2 separate regions of the Mus musculus genome follow, and region 2 is linked to region 1. The links are chromatin loops, found by intact Hi-C in ENCODE. Cell type or tissue: left cerebral cortex. All regions are shown on one strand.

Evidence for each region. Peaks named below come from ENCODE experiments on the same cell type or tissue, not always from the same donor. Only the 100,000 strongest peaks of a DNase experiment are listed, where the experiment ranks them.
Region 2: a loop joins it to region 1, with 7 times the contacts of the local background. A loop is called at or near these places in 2 of 42 quality-filtered maps.

The regions. Positions count from the first base shown.
Region 1 is chr7:117,352,055-117,360,054 of GRCm38, forward strand. No RefSeq gene overlaps it. Among named protein-coding and RNA genes, the nearest start is that of Xylt1, 25 kb to the right of the region's middle. In left cerebral cortex, no CTCF peak of the experiment used is centred here; DNase peaks (open chromatin) are centred at 2,102, 3,684, 5,482, 5,741 and 1 more place; H3K27ac peaks cover 1,576 bases.
Region 2 is chr7:117,255,206-117,263,205 of GRCm38, forward strand. The region is part of intron 2 of Gm39075 (a long non-coding RNA gene); the gene reads left to right. Among named protein-coding and RNA genes, the nearest start is that of Gm39075, 31 kb to the left of the region's middle. In left cerebral cortex, a CTCF peak has its summit at 4,671 (motif pointing right); DNase peaks (open chromatin) are centred at 265, 3,118, 3,492, 4,146 and 4 more places; H3K27ac peaks cover 2,174 bases.

The DNA of each region.
Region 1 (8,000 bases):
CTTTCTAGATTTATGTATATATATATATTTAACCTTTATCCAGTGTTTGCTTGCTTGCATGCCTGCCTGCCTGCTTGCTTGCTTGCCACAGGATATCCCACTGAATCTGAAGTTCACTGGTTGGGTAGACTACCTGGCCTGGAAGCTCCAAGGACCTGCCTGTCTCCACCTTCATGCTCTAGTGTCACTGATGTGTACAGCCATCCCCAGCTTTTTAGATGGGAGCCAGAGGTCTGATCTTACTCTCCCTGTGGCACTATCATCTCTTCTGGCCACTCTTGGGCCACATGACTGGTGTTTGCGGCTGAATTGTTTCATGCCAATTTCATGCCAAGATCTTAGTTGCTGCCCATTGTTTGCAGACATGGAGCCAATGGACAGGGCAGCTAAATGTTCTGCTCTTTAAGTCCAAACCCAAGCAAGTTTGTCTGGTGAGACATGGCTTGGATTTGTGTATGAGCTCCAAAGTTCAATGTATTTGGCTCCATCCTGAAGGAGTAACTACTGGGAGGTATGAAGGCTTTTAGGAGGCAGGGCCGAATGGGGAATTATTTAATCGCTGGAGTTGTGTCCCAGGGAGATTGTGGTACGCCTCCTTCCTTTTCCTCTCAGAGTTTCTTTTGCTATGATGTGTTTTGCTCCAATACATCCTCCTGACATGATGTGATACCCTTACCAGCAGTCTGAAGCAACAAGTCACTTAACCCTGGCCTGAAGCCCCAGACCAATGAAGCACCACAAAGTTTTACTGTTTATAACTTGAGTATTTTATCATTGCAATGTGACCTCACCTAATATAGTGAAGCTATTTCCTCAGCCCTGTTTATGGATTTTTTTTTCAAGTGGAAGTATTCTTAAAGTTATTTAAAACCAAGTTTTAAAATGTATTTAGTGTCCATGAAAGAATACATTTGTATAAAATATATTGTTTGATAGAATGACTCTTTCTTTCTTATGCTTGTTTTGGACACAACTACCATCATGCAGGCACTGTTATCAGCACTGTTGATAGCATGGTATAGTAGTCTGGTCTTTCTTACTATAATGAAATGTCTGAGGTTAGGTAATTTTATAAGGAAAAGAGATTGATATTGGCTCATAGTTCTAGCCCAAGAGTCAAGGACCTATGTTTAGTAATTCCTTCTGGATGGCAGATCCTAAAGTGACTCAGGGCATGCCAGGAAAAAAAAAAGATTTTTAGTGCAGGAGTCATGTAAGAGGTTGTGGCCTCTGGTCTGAACAAAGAGAAGCAATTAAGGAAAGTGGAGAAAATAATATCCTCTCTAATGGTTCACTGGCATAAATGGAGTCATCTAGGCAGAGACCTTTGACCACCTTTGACTGGCTGCTCTGGACAGATGTGTATACTAGGTCCAAGGCAGGCTACCAGCATCAGGTTCTAGGTGCTACTGCTGCCTTCAGGTTCTGAACTCTGCCTGCTCTTTAACTGCTGTTTGCTTGGCAGCAGGTTCCATAGACCATACCATGTTTGAAATTCCAGCAGGCACTCCCAACATGCCTGAGCAAGGCACATCTTCTCCATCCATTAGAAGATGCTGCTAGCTAAAGGAAAGTTGGAATGGGGGCTTGTAGGCCATCTCTCTCTCTCTCTCTCTCTCTCTCTCTCTCTCTGTGTGTGTGTGTGTGTGTGTGTGTGTGTGTGTGTGTTCACATGTGCATGCAGTGTGTGTTTGAGTTCATGTAGGTAGGTATATGTATGAACGTGACTGTGCAGACATACATGGGCACCAGAGGTCAATATTGGGTGTCTTCCTCGCTCACCCGCCCCCCACACCTAATATTTTGAAACAGGTTCTCTCATGAGCTTGGGGCTCTTTGATTCAGATAGACTGGCTTCAAGCAAGCTCTAGGGCTCTCCCCTTCTCTCCCTCCTGGAGCTGGAATTAGAGAAGTGTACCACTGTGCCTGGCTTTTTAATGGATCTGTCCTGGTGCTTCAAGCTCCTAAAGTCCATCCTCCAGCCAGAGCTCTTAAAGTCTGACTACCCTGCGCCTGCTGAGTTCCTGTCTTCCGTCTTCTAAGATGAGCCTCAAACAGTGCTACTCCTAAATTAGAAGCCGCGTCCTGTAAGTGCTGACTTGGCAGGGGTAACACTGACATAATTTCACAAATAACGATGTTATCTGAGGCAAAAGTTGCATTAGATCAATTACCACTCTATTTTGGTGCCATCCCCCAGTGTTTATTTCAGCTTGCCTATTTTTAAACCAGAGCTCTCAGACTTCTCAGCCACAGCCATGAACCTCTCCAGTCCTTGCTCATGCTTGCCTTCTGCTTTGAACTGCAGCGAATGGTTTGAGTAGAGAGGAGGAAGTTAGCGAATCCCCCAGCTTGATCTCTGCTCTCAGGACCTTGATCTGGAGTCTTCTAGTTGGGGCAGATGGCTCTACTCAACAACAGAGTCATAATCTCAAGGCTGAAATGGGAAGGGGCAGTCTGTGGTTATTTTAGAGAAATAAAAGCTCAAGGATGCCTAGACTGGGCAATATCTCCTTCCTAGAGAAGGCTTCTGGACAGGTAAGACAAGGCTGTCAGAAGAAGATGTTAAACCTAACTTGCTCACCCACATGACCGGTGTTTGGGGCTAAATTGTTTCATGCCACAAATTCATATGTTGTATGTCTATGCCCTAGAATTAGAATAGGACACCATTTACAGATAGAATCCTGATTTTACAAAAAAAGGAGCAAATAGAAATTGGGTCATTGGGTGCTTCCTCATTCAACAAGGTGGGTATTCTTATAACACTCTATAATACTGTGGGAAGATGGAAGGGATGAGCCTTGCTATCTGATAAGTGTTTGTGTGTCCTCAAAATTAGCTTCAAGTGTGATGGAGCTTTCTCTCTCTCTCTCTCTCTCTCTCTCTCTCTCTCTCTCTCTCTCTCTCTCTTTCTCTCTCCCTCTCTCTCTCTCTCTCTCTCTCTCTCTCTCTCTCTCTCTCCCTTTCTCCCTTCCTCTCTCCCTTCCTCTCTCCTTTGCTCCCTCCCTCCTTCCCCTCCCCTCTTACTTGTCCCTCTTTCCTTCTTCCCCTCCCTCTGAGAACATCCAAGTGAAGATCATATGATGCTGGTCGTCTCTAGAAGCTGAAGAGCCCTCCCTCATCAGACATCAAATCTACTGACATTTTGACCTTTGAATTCTCAGCCTTCAGAACTGTGAGAAATAACTTTCTGTTGTTGACAAGACACCTAGCTCACCATATTTTATTACAGTATCTCCAAAAGACTAGGTGATCCCTTGACAAGCCAAAGAAAGAAGCCAGAAGTAGACCCTTCCCCTCAGCACTAAGCAGGGTAACCTCTGCCAACACCTTCATTTTAGACCTACAGCCTCTACAACTTTGCCAGTAGCTCCTGGCGAAGCCACTCACATTGTGGTGTTTTGTTAGAGAAGTCTCAGCCATCTAATCCGGTTGGGTCAGATCAATCTCGTAAAGAGTTATCTTGGTCTTAGAAAGTACTGCCAGAATGCTGTGCAGGGAGCCGAGGAACACGAAAGCAGAGAGCTTCTCTTTCCTCTATTTTTGATCTTCACCTACCTTCTCTACCCTCCTCCCCATCCCACTCTAAAACCCCTCCATTTTGGTGCCCTGTCTATCAAATGTGCATCACAGAATCCCCACTAGGGAAGGGCAGGTGAGTAGGGAAGGGCAGGTGAGTAGGGAAGGGCAGGTAAGGATGCCTCGGACGATGCCTGTCAAGTGCAGACACACCACACATGCTCAATTGGTGGAAGCCATGGGTGCCCTTCCTGGTAACAAGAACTTAAGATCATGCTTAAGCATGACAGATAACCACTGCAATCAGTGATTATGAGCTGTATTCAATGAGTAAATATTACTGGCAAAGAGAAGCTCTGTGAATTTCTGTCACGAGAAGTGACCTGTGTCACACAAGCCAGGCTCTGCAACTCACAAGGGGTGGGACCAAGGATGAGGTGCTTCAGGTTCTTCAGGGATGAAAGCAATGGGTGCTTGGAAGATGCTGGAAAACTGTGCTGTGAGAAAGTTCAACATCTCAGTCCTAAGAGAGAGAAGGATGTGGAGAAACTCACCCATGGGTCTAAAAGACATACGCAGCTCTGGGGATGAGATATGCATACTGATGGTTTTCCCCATATGCCTTCTAGTTAGCTAATATTAAATATGGGGTCCTCAGCTCCTAGATCTAGACTCCTTGCTCCTGTTGATGTGTGTGTATGTGTGTGTATATTAGCATATATTAGCATATATTAATCATTCATGATAATGGGGTATATCTGTAAACCCCGTTTCTGTGCTTGTATATAATGGATTCTGATAACATTCACGACATTCCCCCTGGATGGTGCCCTTCCTTTTCACACATGGTCCCCCTTCAACCTTCATGTCTTTTTCCTGTGTGACACAGTAAGTTTCATTGGAGCTGTTCACTGGAGCATAAGGGGGTATTTAGATGAGTGTGGGCACCTTGCCAGTGACTACACCCCTGAAGAAAGCCCCTCCTCCTCCAGCAACTATAAAGATCTCCAGGAAGGGCTGAGACCCTGAGGCCTTTACTCCTTACCTATTTTTAAATTTATTTATTTATTTATTTATTTATTTATTTATTTATTTATATTAGTGTGTGTGTGAATATGTGCACCAAGGTGTATGCATGGAGGTCAGAGAACAGCTCTGTGGAGTCGGGGGTTTTTTGTTGTTGTTGTTTGTTTGTTTTTTCTTCTTCTTTTAAGTGTGCTCCAGGAACCAAACACAGGCCTTGTACAGCAAGCCTCTGCCCACTGAGACATCTTGCCTGCCCACTTCTTATCTCCTAGTGATTATTTTAGACATGAAAATAATGAATGAGCCAGGACATTGGCAGGTGACTATAATCCCAGCATTTGAGAGCTAATATAGGACTGCAATGTTGAGGCTGACCTAAGATACATAGCTAGTTCAGGATAGCAGAGTTTATATAACAAGATTCGGTCTCAAAAATCTTTTCCAAATTACCCAAGAAATAGTAAGATAATAGTTTGGTCAATGAGTTGTTGTGTTTGAGCTCCATTCCATGTTGGAAACTCTGAGGACTCCTGTGGTGGACCCTACCCCATTCACACTCTGTAATTCATAGTGTTGATTGTCCTAGCACTTCATCTTAGAGAGGTAAGAAAATCCATAGACAATAGTAGAGTCTAACCTTGAATCCCAGTCCTTGAGGTCTTGCTGCTTGAAGTTCAGGTCCAATTTAAGTAACCCCTAAATTGGTTTTCTATGTCTATGGCAACCAAAAACCATAGAATGGAATCACTATGTCATTGAGGGTGATTTTCCAATTCTGGTTCTCCTACCTCTGTCTCCTAAGTACTGGGATTACAGTCATGTAACACCATACCCAGTTTAATTTTATCATTGTCTAAAGAACCCGTCTCTCTCATGAGCCTTCCCACCAGCCAGCTGTAGGGTATTGGCTTTGGCTGTCTTCCTTGCTTACTTTTCCACAGATATTTCCAAAAGTGCTTTGAGATACATCCCCAGAAAGAACAGACTGTTGTTCCAACACATCTCTTTGTCACTGAGCAGCTACTGGTCCCTCAATTAGTTTTTGGGACCTTCTTCGGCCTTAGTCACCTCATCCGAAAGATGACAGACTATAAGGATCAAATGGGTGATTGTCCGGAGACTTCCTGGCCCCTGGTCAGCACTCAATAATTGGTAGCTATTATTAGCTCCCTCCAAGGCTGAGAGATGTGAACGTATATCTGCCAAGGGTTCTGGGAATGTAGCCAACATCACCTCATCTCAGACATGAAATTTCTTTCCAGTCTTAAATTTGGATTCTACTCTATAATATATCTACATTTGTTTTAATATAAAAGTAATGTGTTAAATTACCATCGGGGACAATGGAAAAAGAGCATAAGCAATCTTTGCAACAGGCACCTCATTCCACTGGATATACAGTCTGAGCTCAGGCAGACTTGGAAGGACAAGGACCCTTTCACTAGGTGCTTCCTGATAAAGGGTAATTTTGCCCACAGGAGGAATTTCTAAGATGTTTGGATCTGACACAGCTGTGGGTGGAGGTGCCACTGGAGTCTAGTGGGTAGAGGCCAGAGATATTTGAAACACCTTGTGGTGCTCAAAGTTCCAACTGTGACACAAATTTTCTAGACACATATGCCAATGGAGGTCAGGTTAAGAAACCCAGAAGGCTCTGCTAGTGCAAAACTGGATTACCCCGACTTGTGCTCCTCCTCCTCCTCTTCCTCCTCCTCCTCTTCCTTTTTTCCATCTCCTCCTCCTCCCACCTCTCTCTTCTCTCTCCTCCTCTCTTATTTTCTCCTTTGTTGTACTTTTTTGTTCTCATCTCTTACCAGCTCTTTTACTGATTTCCCTCCCACTCTTTCCCTCCTTCCATCCCTTGCTTTCTTTATTTCTCCCTTCTTTCCATTCTTCCTTTATTTCTTTTCCCTTTTCTTCTCTTCCCCCTCTCACACTTTTTTTAAAAACAATCTCTCTTCAGGTTTTGCTCCATGTCTTTCTGTTTTTTTCTTATTTTTCTCTGTCTGCCCTTCTGAAGTTCCCTCTCCATGTGTGTGTATGTGTGTGTGTGTGTGTGTGTGTGTGTGTGTGTGTGTGTGTGTGTTTGAGTGCATGTGTAACCCTGCATGTGTGTGCATGTGTGTTCATGTATATGCTGATGCTCCTGTTTGTCCAGGTGTGCATGGAAGCCAGAGGACAACCTTGGGTATCATTTTCATGGAAGCCATCCACCTCCATTGAGATATGTTCTCTCATTGGACTGAAGTTCACCAAGTAGGCTAAGCAACTGAGCTCTAGGGATCCTGGTCTCCACCTCCCCAGTACTGGGATTACAAGTGTGAGCCACTACTCCCTGCATGGGATAATACTCCAGTCTTCATTTGCTGGCTAAGACATTTCCTCCCACACCCCTTATTTCTAACGTGCTCTATCCATAAAATTCCCTCTGCCTCATCTCCCCAGCTTTAAGTATTGAACCTGTAATTGAGGATTCATATAACCCTCCAATCACAGGCAAACTGTGTTGAGAAACCAAGCTTGCAATAAAGATAGAAGAGATGATGTCAACACAGGCTATTTCTACTATGGGATCATCCCTCTCTCTTTAAAAACTACTGACCAAATTCTGTCCTGGGTTGACATTTACCCTAGTTGCCCAAGCTGACAGACTACAGCAGGAGCTGTTATATACAGACAGTGTCAGCCCCTCCATCTATCAAGAACATAACTGAAAATCTATTCCAACATTTTCATTAAGGTACAATGTGTTGAAGAGAGATGGGTATGTCAACATACTGTGTTCAGGGCAGATCCTGGGCAATATCATCTAGCATCTGGTTGCACAGTTTTGTGTATAGGACACAGTCCTGGTTGTTTATATATCTCTGGGCTCTCTGGTCCTTGGCAATCCGCAGGAATCTAAGGAAACACCTTATAGATGTTGAATTTGAGGCACTGTTATGGGAAATAGAGAGGAGAGCCAGGCCCTCATATTGAGTATCTACTTTTACTTCTTTGACTGACCCCCAATGAACAGGAGACTCCCTTGAATGGATTCAACCTGTGTCAGGAGTGCCTTGGGTTCTACTCTATTTTGCCAAAATCTTCAAAGTTTTCTTCGAATTTGAGACAAGGGATAAAAACCTGATGATAAACAATAAGATCAGAACAACTGCTAGACTCCAATAATCCACACTATACAGCTTTGACTGCAAGCATGTAGTTTAGGACTTGGAAACGTACTTGCAGAGACTATGTTAACAGGTAAATGAAGCTACCAAAGAATTGGCTTCAAGGTAATGAGGGAACATCTACCTCTCTCTATCTTCAATCATAGATCTATCATGTCTTTCCTGCAGCTATGAAACTGTAGATCTCCTGCAGTGGATTGCAGAATCTGGACTCAGGGACAAGTTCCAACACATGGTAACCATTGGTCTCCTACCCATTGACACCAACAATTTTTTTTG
Region 2 (8,000 bases), 97 kb before region 1:
AGCCCTAAAGCACTGCTCCCATTTTCATTTTTCCTGCCTTTGCTGAAACTTCCCATGGTCATGCATCGCCCCACCGCTAAAAGAGCCAATTTAAAGGCATTTTGTTTACCTTCTAAGCCTGCTATCTAATGCTCCTGCTTGCTTCTTTCCTTCCAAGCTCCAAGGATGCAATACATTAGCGTCTATTATTGGCACTGCTATTTATTTGAAGCCAAGGACACTTTATTCTCTTCTAACTTGTGCAAACTTGGACTTGGCTTCTATCCACAGCCAGATCTAGAAACTACAAAGTGAGTAATTATTGCCTGGTATTATTCTGAAATTTTGAGCATTGAATTTAAGGAAGACACCTTGTAGGTTACAGCAAAGAGTGGGTGATAGTTACATTCTGTAAGTCTTTATTATTCTTTCAGAGGTTCCATTTTTTTTTTACCATGCCAGACTAGGTAGAGAGTAATTTGAATATCCCTGTCCTGGGTAGCAGGATAGGGCACAGGGAAACAGGCTCCAAAACCCTAGGAACCCAAACTGTTTTGATTAGGGGTGCATATATCCTTGCCTGACATACTGTATAGCTGTTCAAAGATTTGAAGAGAGAGAGAGAGAGAGAGAGAGAGAGAGAGAGAGAGAGGAGGGAGAGAGTAGCCCTTGTGCAGGTAACGCAGTAGTGAGAGGCACAGCCAATGGGTAAGGGGTCTGAAGGTGCCCCATACTGGGGGCAAGGCATTAACCCTTTACTTGTTGGAACAGGAGAAGCTTGGAGGGAAGGAAAAATTTTAGGGGTGGTCAAAATAGTGGGGGGACCTTTTCCCCACCAACACTATCCCTCGGTATTCAAAGAACTATTATAACCCTAAGATTTCTAATTACTAAATATCAGCAACATTAGTTGAAAACCTTCAATAATAAAACTATAATGATGAAGCAATGAGTCTCCTCTTTTAATTTCCATCATCAGTTTAGCATACCACATAAAAGGCACACACCCTCCCCCATAGTAATACACTCCAAATAGTACACATAGAACTTACACATAGGCACATACGCCATACAACATGCACATGTATACATACATCATATATAGCATTCAAACACCATAGATGTATGCACACATATCAGACACATACAAATACACACATGATATATACACACAATACAAATAATACACAGACCAAGACATACAAACCACACACACCACCTTAATTTTCTTGTTTAAAAGCCAGGGGCATCTGTGTCTATGGGTAAAGCTTTTGTTGTCTCCGTGAGGAAGCATGGAATCAGTGCTGTGAAGATTAATAGCTAATGTCTGTGAAGAGATTATGAAAAGATTACTAGGGCCAGCTCTAAGCATTTTCTAGGCTTAATTCATCTAATTTCCTCGATAATTTTCTCACTTGACAGTTGAGCAACTGAGGCACCATGGGGTTAATTAGCTTGGAAGTCCTAAATGCTGAAGGGGAACAGGGGATCCAGTCAGCCCAGTTTCAGAACCCCCACCCCCACCCCCCCACCCCCAGGTGCAGGAGGCACAGGGCTCCTGGTTAGTGTGAAGCCAGGGAGCAAAGCTGAAGAGAAAGCATGGAGAGACATCGCCACAGAAAGAAAGGAGAGCACTGGGATCACTCCCAAGTGATGCTCTTGGTGTAGAAGTGCACTATAGCCCACGCTGTACTTTACTGACCCCTCTGTAATTACATAGAAAAGAAGAATGTAGAAAAGAAACAGCCAAACTTGCTTCCCAGCTCTCCCCAGTATGGTTGGCGAATACTAAGCAATTCGGTTTTGCGGGAAGATTTCATGCAGATGTCTTCAAGCTGAGACCTGCCCAGAAGTAAGTCACCCAGAGGCTGCTTGTGTTGCCTCCCTGTTAAAGCAGAAGACACTGCCGGCTTCGGCATGCCTGAGCTATGCATACTAAACATATATTAGAGCGAGCATGCTCAGTTTAAAGTCATGATCAAGAGTTCAGAAGGAGAGATGGTGAACCCACGTCTGGGTACGTTCACTTCCAAGACATGTAGCACACAGCGTGTAGTCACAATGCAAAGATGGCAGAGCTGGATGACTCTAGGCATGCTCAGTTCACAGCAGGATAAGCCACGTTGAGTTAAGTTCACTCAAAGAAGTGAGGCCCAGTAACCTGATGACCTCAGCTGCTTGCTTTCAAATTTCCCCAAAGAGTTTCATCCGAAACACAAAGAAAGAATAATGTCTGGTGTGTGTGTGTGTGTGTGTGTGTGTGTGTGTGTGTGTGTGTGTTCAAATTCATGCATGCTTGCATGCCTGTACCCCTGTGAAAAATGTCAGGTTGTTCCTATGAACCTCACATCTTTCTTGTTTTGGAGAGAGGGTCTCTCACTGCCTGGGGACTTTGCAAGTAGGCTAGTGTGGCTGGCAAGCAAGCTCCATGAATCTGCCTGTCTCCTCTTTGCTTTCTTGCGGCTGCACCTGGCATTTTGTGTGGATTATCATGCTCGGGTTGCAAGGCCATCTCCCAGCCTTAGAAACAACCTTTGCAGGGGTCTGCAGCTTCCTCCTCCATGCCTTTCAGACTTCACTCCTAAGGATGAACTCACACAGAGGTTAACACTCATTCTCGGGCCACAGAGCAAGCCTGCTGTCTGTGCTTGTTGTTACTATTTTGGGTTTGCTTATGATGGCACCGTGGCTGTTCCTCCGTATCAGAATACATGGGCCTGTCTGGCTCCCCCATGGGTCACAGTCATCATGCAGTGGATGGACTCAGCCACACTTGCATTGCATCTGCCTGTGTCCCTTCTGTTCCCTCTGAGCATCTACTAAAGGCAGTCTCACTTTCTTCCTAGTCGCTGATGCCCGGTCCTCCCTTTCTGCCATTGATGGTCTGAGCGATCTGCCTGTGTCAGCATCCCTGGTGCCAGGATTACAGAAAAATTATTGGGGGTTCTGGGAAATTGGACTCAAGTTATTGTATTGGTGAAGCCTGCACGTTCCAGTCTGAGCTCACCCTGCTGCTGGCCTTCCCAGCTTCTCGACTCTCTAGTTGGTAGGAGTTCTTTCAGCCTGAGTTTATCGAAGTCTCTCATATTCTCTTATTTCTTTAAAATATAAATGTGGGAACCATATGGAGACTCAGCGGGTTCTGCAGACTGATTTAACCTGCAGCTTTCTCCACAGATTGAAACACCATCGTCAGCTCTGATTCAACAAGGCAAAACCAAACCATGACAGTGGCCTCCTGAATCCCATCCCCTGTTGCCATGTGTGCAACATCAGCCTCCTGTTCTCTGATAAAACAAGTGGTGGCCAGGGTTAAGTGCTAAGGAAAGGGTGTTCCTGGACCAAAACAAAGGGATTCTCTACCTCATATCAGCAACTGCATACAATTTGGGTCTGTTTCTGGGAGCCTAGACCCTCTGTCTATTAAGGAGAGAACATTGAAACACAGACAGAATTCCAGATCTCAATATTCACCAGACAAATAGCACCCACGTTCTGGCAGATCCAGACAGAGGCAGCAGGTCCCCACCTGCTATGAGAAATGGGGGACAGCTGGAAGCTATGTACACTTGAACCAGCAGAATCGTTCTGCTGTAGGTGGGAGCCACCGTAAGCAATAATTGGTTTGACTTGCTTCTGGTCATGTCTCAGCATGCAGACGTTGCTGTAAACGCTTAGTTAAAGACTCAAAACTCCTGGTATTTGCCACCCAGGCTCTGGGACTAGAAAACTGGCTTGGCCATTTGTTTTCCTCATTCTTTTTTTTCATTTCCTCTTCCCTTCTTCCTCAGTTCTTCCTCTTCTTCCTCAGTACTTCCTCTTCTTCCCCCCTCATCCCTTTCCCTCCTTTCATTCATTCTTTCTGAGCTTCCCTCCTTTCTTGTACTACCTCCTTATGTCTTCCTTCCTTCCTTCCTCCCTCCTTCCCTCCCTCCCTCCCTTCGTTCGTTCCTTCCTTCCTTCCTTGTCCTCTCTCTTTCCTCCCCTCCTCCATCTCTCCAGAACTTAGCTCATTCCTCCCATGCAGACCCAGAGCAGGGGCCCTGTGTTTGATCAACACTTGAAGTGGCTGCAAATACTCTCACTTCTCATTTAAATTTGTATCGATCTCCCAAATGGGAAACAGGCAGCCAAAATAAATTACATAAATAGAGTTAATCGGGATGGAGCCTGGGGGCGTGAGAGGAATCTGGTGCTGTGAGTAGATTCTGCTGATGTGGAAAAGAGGCGGAGGATGAAATATGTATGATTTGGAGAGAGGAAAACAAACAGCAGCCAGTGTCTAAGAAGTCAGGATTACCCAGGAGTGAACGAGGGTCTCTTTGGGTAGATGCAGTGGATGTGTGGCTTAGAGGTTGATGCATGCTTTCTCTGAGAAAGCAGAATCCCATGAGTGAGGGGAAGTCTGTTCACAATAGCTTTATGGCTGCTTTTCAACTCCAGACACTTCAAAATAAACGATGCGTGGGTCTGGTTAAATCATATAAATAAATAAATAAATAAATAAATAAAAATAAAAAGAAGTAACAACAACAAAAGCAAGACCAGTAGGCGGTCTGGATGGTATTAGACTTTTGGGTCTGTGCCTTGTGGCAGACATATGTTGCTTTTGTTTAACTTCCCCCACTTTGACGCAGGAAACCACCACAAGGTGGTGGGCATATGATGTGTCTTAGCCAATCAGCTTTCATTCCTGTCCTCAGGAGGATTAAGTTAGGGATGGATTAAATCCATCCAAGGTCAATGTTTTCTGTTACCGGTGCAGATTGTGTTTGCTTAAGTGATTTAGCTGCCAACATTTAAGCCATTGGGGCTTTTTATATAAAATCATGACTTTCTGGTTTAGCTTTACATTTTTAGTTGATGCGGTAACTCTGGGCTGCTCCTCCCACGTGGTACCAGTTAGCTGGCATTGAACAGTAACCGCCCCTTCAGACAGATGTGAGCTTTGGCTCTTCTAATATTTTACCCAGCTGGAATCTTGGCTCACCTCTTCTTGCATGCATTTCTGACAAGCCCTGGGTTGAGAGGGGACAGGTTTGAAGGTTCTATTGCTCTTTCCTTGTTTTGAGAAGGGTCCCACTAGCCCCAGGGTTGGCTTCTAAGCTCTTATATAGGTGGACGATCTTAAACTTGTGATTTTCCTGTCCCAACTCTCCGAGTGCTGGGAACACCAGCTTATATCATCTCACTCATTTTCTGTGTTGTTGGGAATGACCCAGAGACTCGTGAACATAAAAATCAGGCATCTTACCAGCTGAACCCCAAGCCCTGCCCTGACCCATTCTAGGGTTAGGCAGTTATCTGATTTTATTTACCAGTGATGGAGACCTCAGCTTTCACCGTCCACCCCCAAGTCTCTCTGTGCATCTGAGGCAGCTGGCTTCTGAGAAGGGAAGAATGTTGTCTGAAGCCACACAGCAAGTGTTGGTGTCAATGGGAAGAGGATTAATTGTCTCTTTGTATTTGTCTCCCAGAGCTGGCAGGGCGAGCAAGCCAGCAGGGATGCCCTAGAAGGAAATGTTCTAAGATGGAACCGATTAAAGGTACTGATGTTGGAAGTGGCCATCCCATCCATCCAGAAATAGGTATTTTTAGGCAGCAGGGCTGAGTGTCCTCTCTAAAATTGTCTTTCATGGGTTGGTGCCAGCTCTTCTCATAGCCGAGTTGAAGGCTAGCTAAAACAAACTCATTCTTTTTCTCACCACTAAAAAGATACAGCAACCTCCCCAGTTTTTTTCTAAAGTGGATGACTTACATTTTCATCCATTTGTATTCATATTCTGCCTCCACTGAGCATCACTGAGTTCTAAACAATGCTAACTTCCAGAGGTACAGTGATTTGGATTCCTTCAGCAGTCAGTTGAGCCACAAGCCCTGATATTAACTCAAAGGGCAGGTTAGATCACTGTCGAGGTATGCTGTTAATGTCTACCTGAACCGAAATCAAGGGTCATCAGACAGAATTACACAGAGAGCTTGGGGCCCACGTCTACTCATCTGTACATCTTTAAAACTCCAGTAAAAAGAAGTGTATCATAATTTTAAGTAGTGGAAGATTTAGAACCAAACTGTTTTGAAAATCTATGGATACGTAAACAGAGGCCACATTCTCTTCTGGTAAATAGAGAAATTGTATGCTCCTGGATGGTAGCCACTCTTTTTTTAAAGATGAGTACACATATTCAAATTTTCCACACTCCCCACCAGTCCCTATCACATCACTCTGTCTCCTATCAGAAATCTACAGGACACTAGGGATTTGAATGGGTGTCCCCAGCTCTATGACAGAATATCTGGAAGAGGCAACAACAGGAGGTGTTCTGGTTCGTAGTTCAGAAGGTACAGTCCATCGTGGCAGAGAAGGCAGGGCAACTAGAATAGCTAGGTTCATGGCAGCAGGAGCGTTGAGACATGACTTATTCATATCTTAGCAGAGGTAAACTTGAAGCAATGCTGGGCTATGACCAACCAGCATGGGCCACACAACATCCCCAAACAGTACCCCTATCTGGAAACAGTGTTCGAATATATAAACCTGTAGGGGGACATTTCACATTCAAGTTGTGACAGCCTTTACCTAACATTTTAAAGAGTGTAGTGTAGTCTTGGAGGTGAGTGGCAGGGATGTGTGGGCAACAGCCTAGCAATGAAAATCCTGACAGATTCAGGAAACTGCCTGTATTCTCATGTGTTGGACAGCTGACTACAGCATCTCCAAGAGGAGAGAGACATAAACTTCAGGGCTCATAAGGACCGGACCACACACAGTGTCCCATGCAGGATGAGGACCTGGCAGCATAAAATCGAGCCATGGAGCTAAGTGAAGGACTTACAGCTGGATCCTGAGGGAAATGAGATCTCAGGATCTTAGTCACGGGACTAGTGTGTTAAGTGTGTTCTCAGCAGATCTCTGAGGAAGGAATAAAGTCCTCAGAGAAGTAAAAGATGCTGGAACACTGGGTAGGTATCCATGGTGCTCAATAATGATTGGCAACTGGACAAACTCTAGAATCACCTAGGAGACAAGCCTCTGGACACACATGTGAGGAATTATTGATTAGGTAAATTGAGATTGACAGACTCATACTAAATGTGGACAGCACCATTCCTAGGCTGGGGCAGTGGGCTGCATCAAGAAAAGAAACGGAACTGACCATCAGGCTTCTCTGCTTTCTGAAATATAACATGACCAGCTGCCACACTCTGCCTCTGTTACCATGCCTCCCCTTCATTATGAGTTATTCCTTCAGACTGTAAGCTAAACAAACAAACAAGCAAGAACCAAAACCAACCAACCAACAAAACCTCCCTTCCTTAAATTACTTCTATCACAGTGATGGGAAAAATATCTAAGAAAATATCTTTTGTCCAGAATAAGGATTGAGGTGAGGGATCCAGCCATCTTCAGTCCCTGCCCAGAATAGGTGCTTGGCCAATGTTTGTTAATGTTTTAGGGATGAGTAGTGATGGCTCGGGAGTGATGTATATCTCCTATCCACTGGAACTCACCATGATGATTCTCCTACTTCACATGAGCAAGGTTAGACACATGGTCACACCGTGCAGGGGATGAGGGTTTCTTGTCTGTAAAATGCTTTCTGTGGGCAAAGTACATAGGGATTTCAACTTTCTTAGTAGTAATTACATTAAAGCACCCCAGGCACCCCAGGTGTGTATTCAGAAATTAATGGGGCTACCAGACTCATTTGCTACTGAGGGTCCCAGGGTCTCCTTCCATAAATGAGCATTCTCCATGCATGTGCACAGAACGAGGCCCTGGAGGACTTTTGAGAGCAATGGCTGCTCTCAAAGGTGAGCCTGATGTATATTCGAGCTCTGGCGGAGGGAAGTGCTGTGGTGATGGAGGCAGAAGGCATTCCACGAGCAAGGAACATTATTCCAGTAAATGAGGGAACACAACAATTATTTCCACTCAAAAGTTGATAATGAATAGGCATGTTATTTATTCATTCATTAAACTTAGGCAAACAAGCAACCAAAGTAGAAGCCGTCTGGCC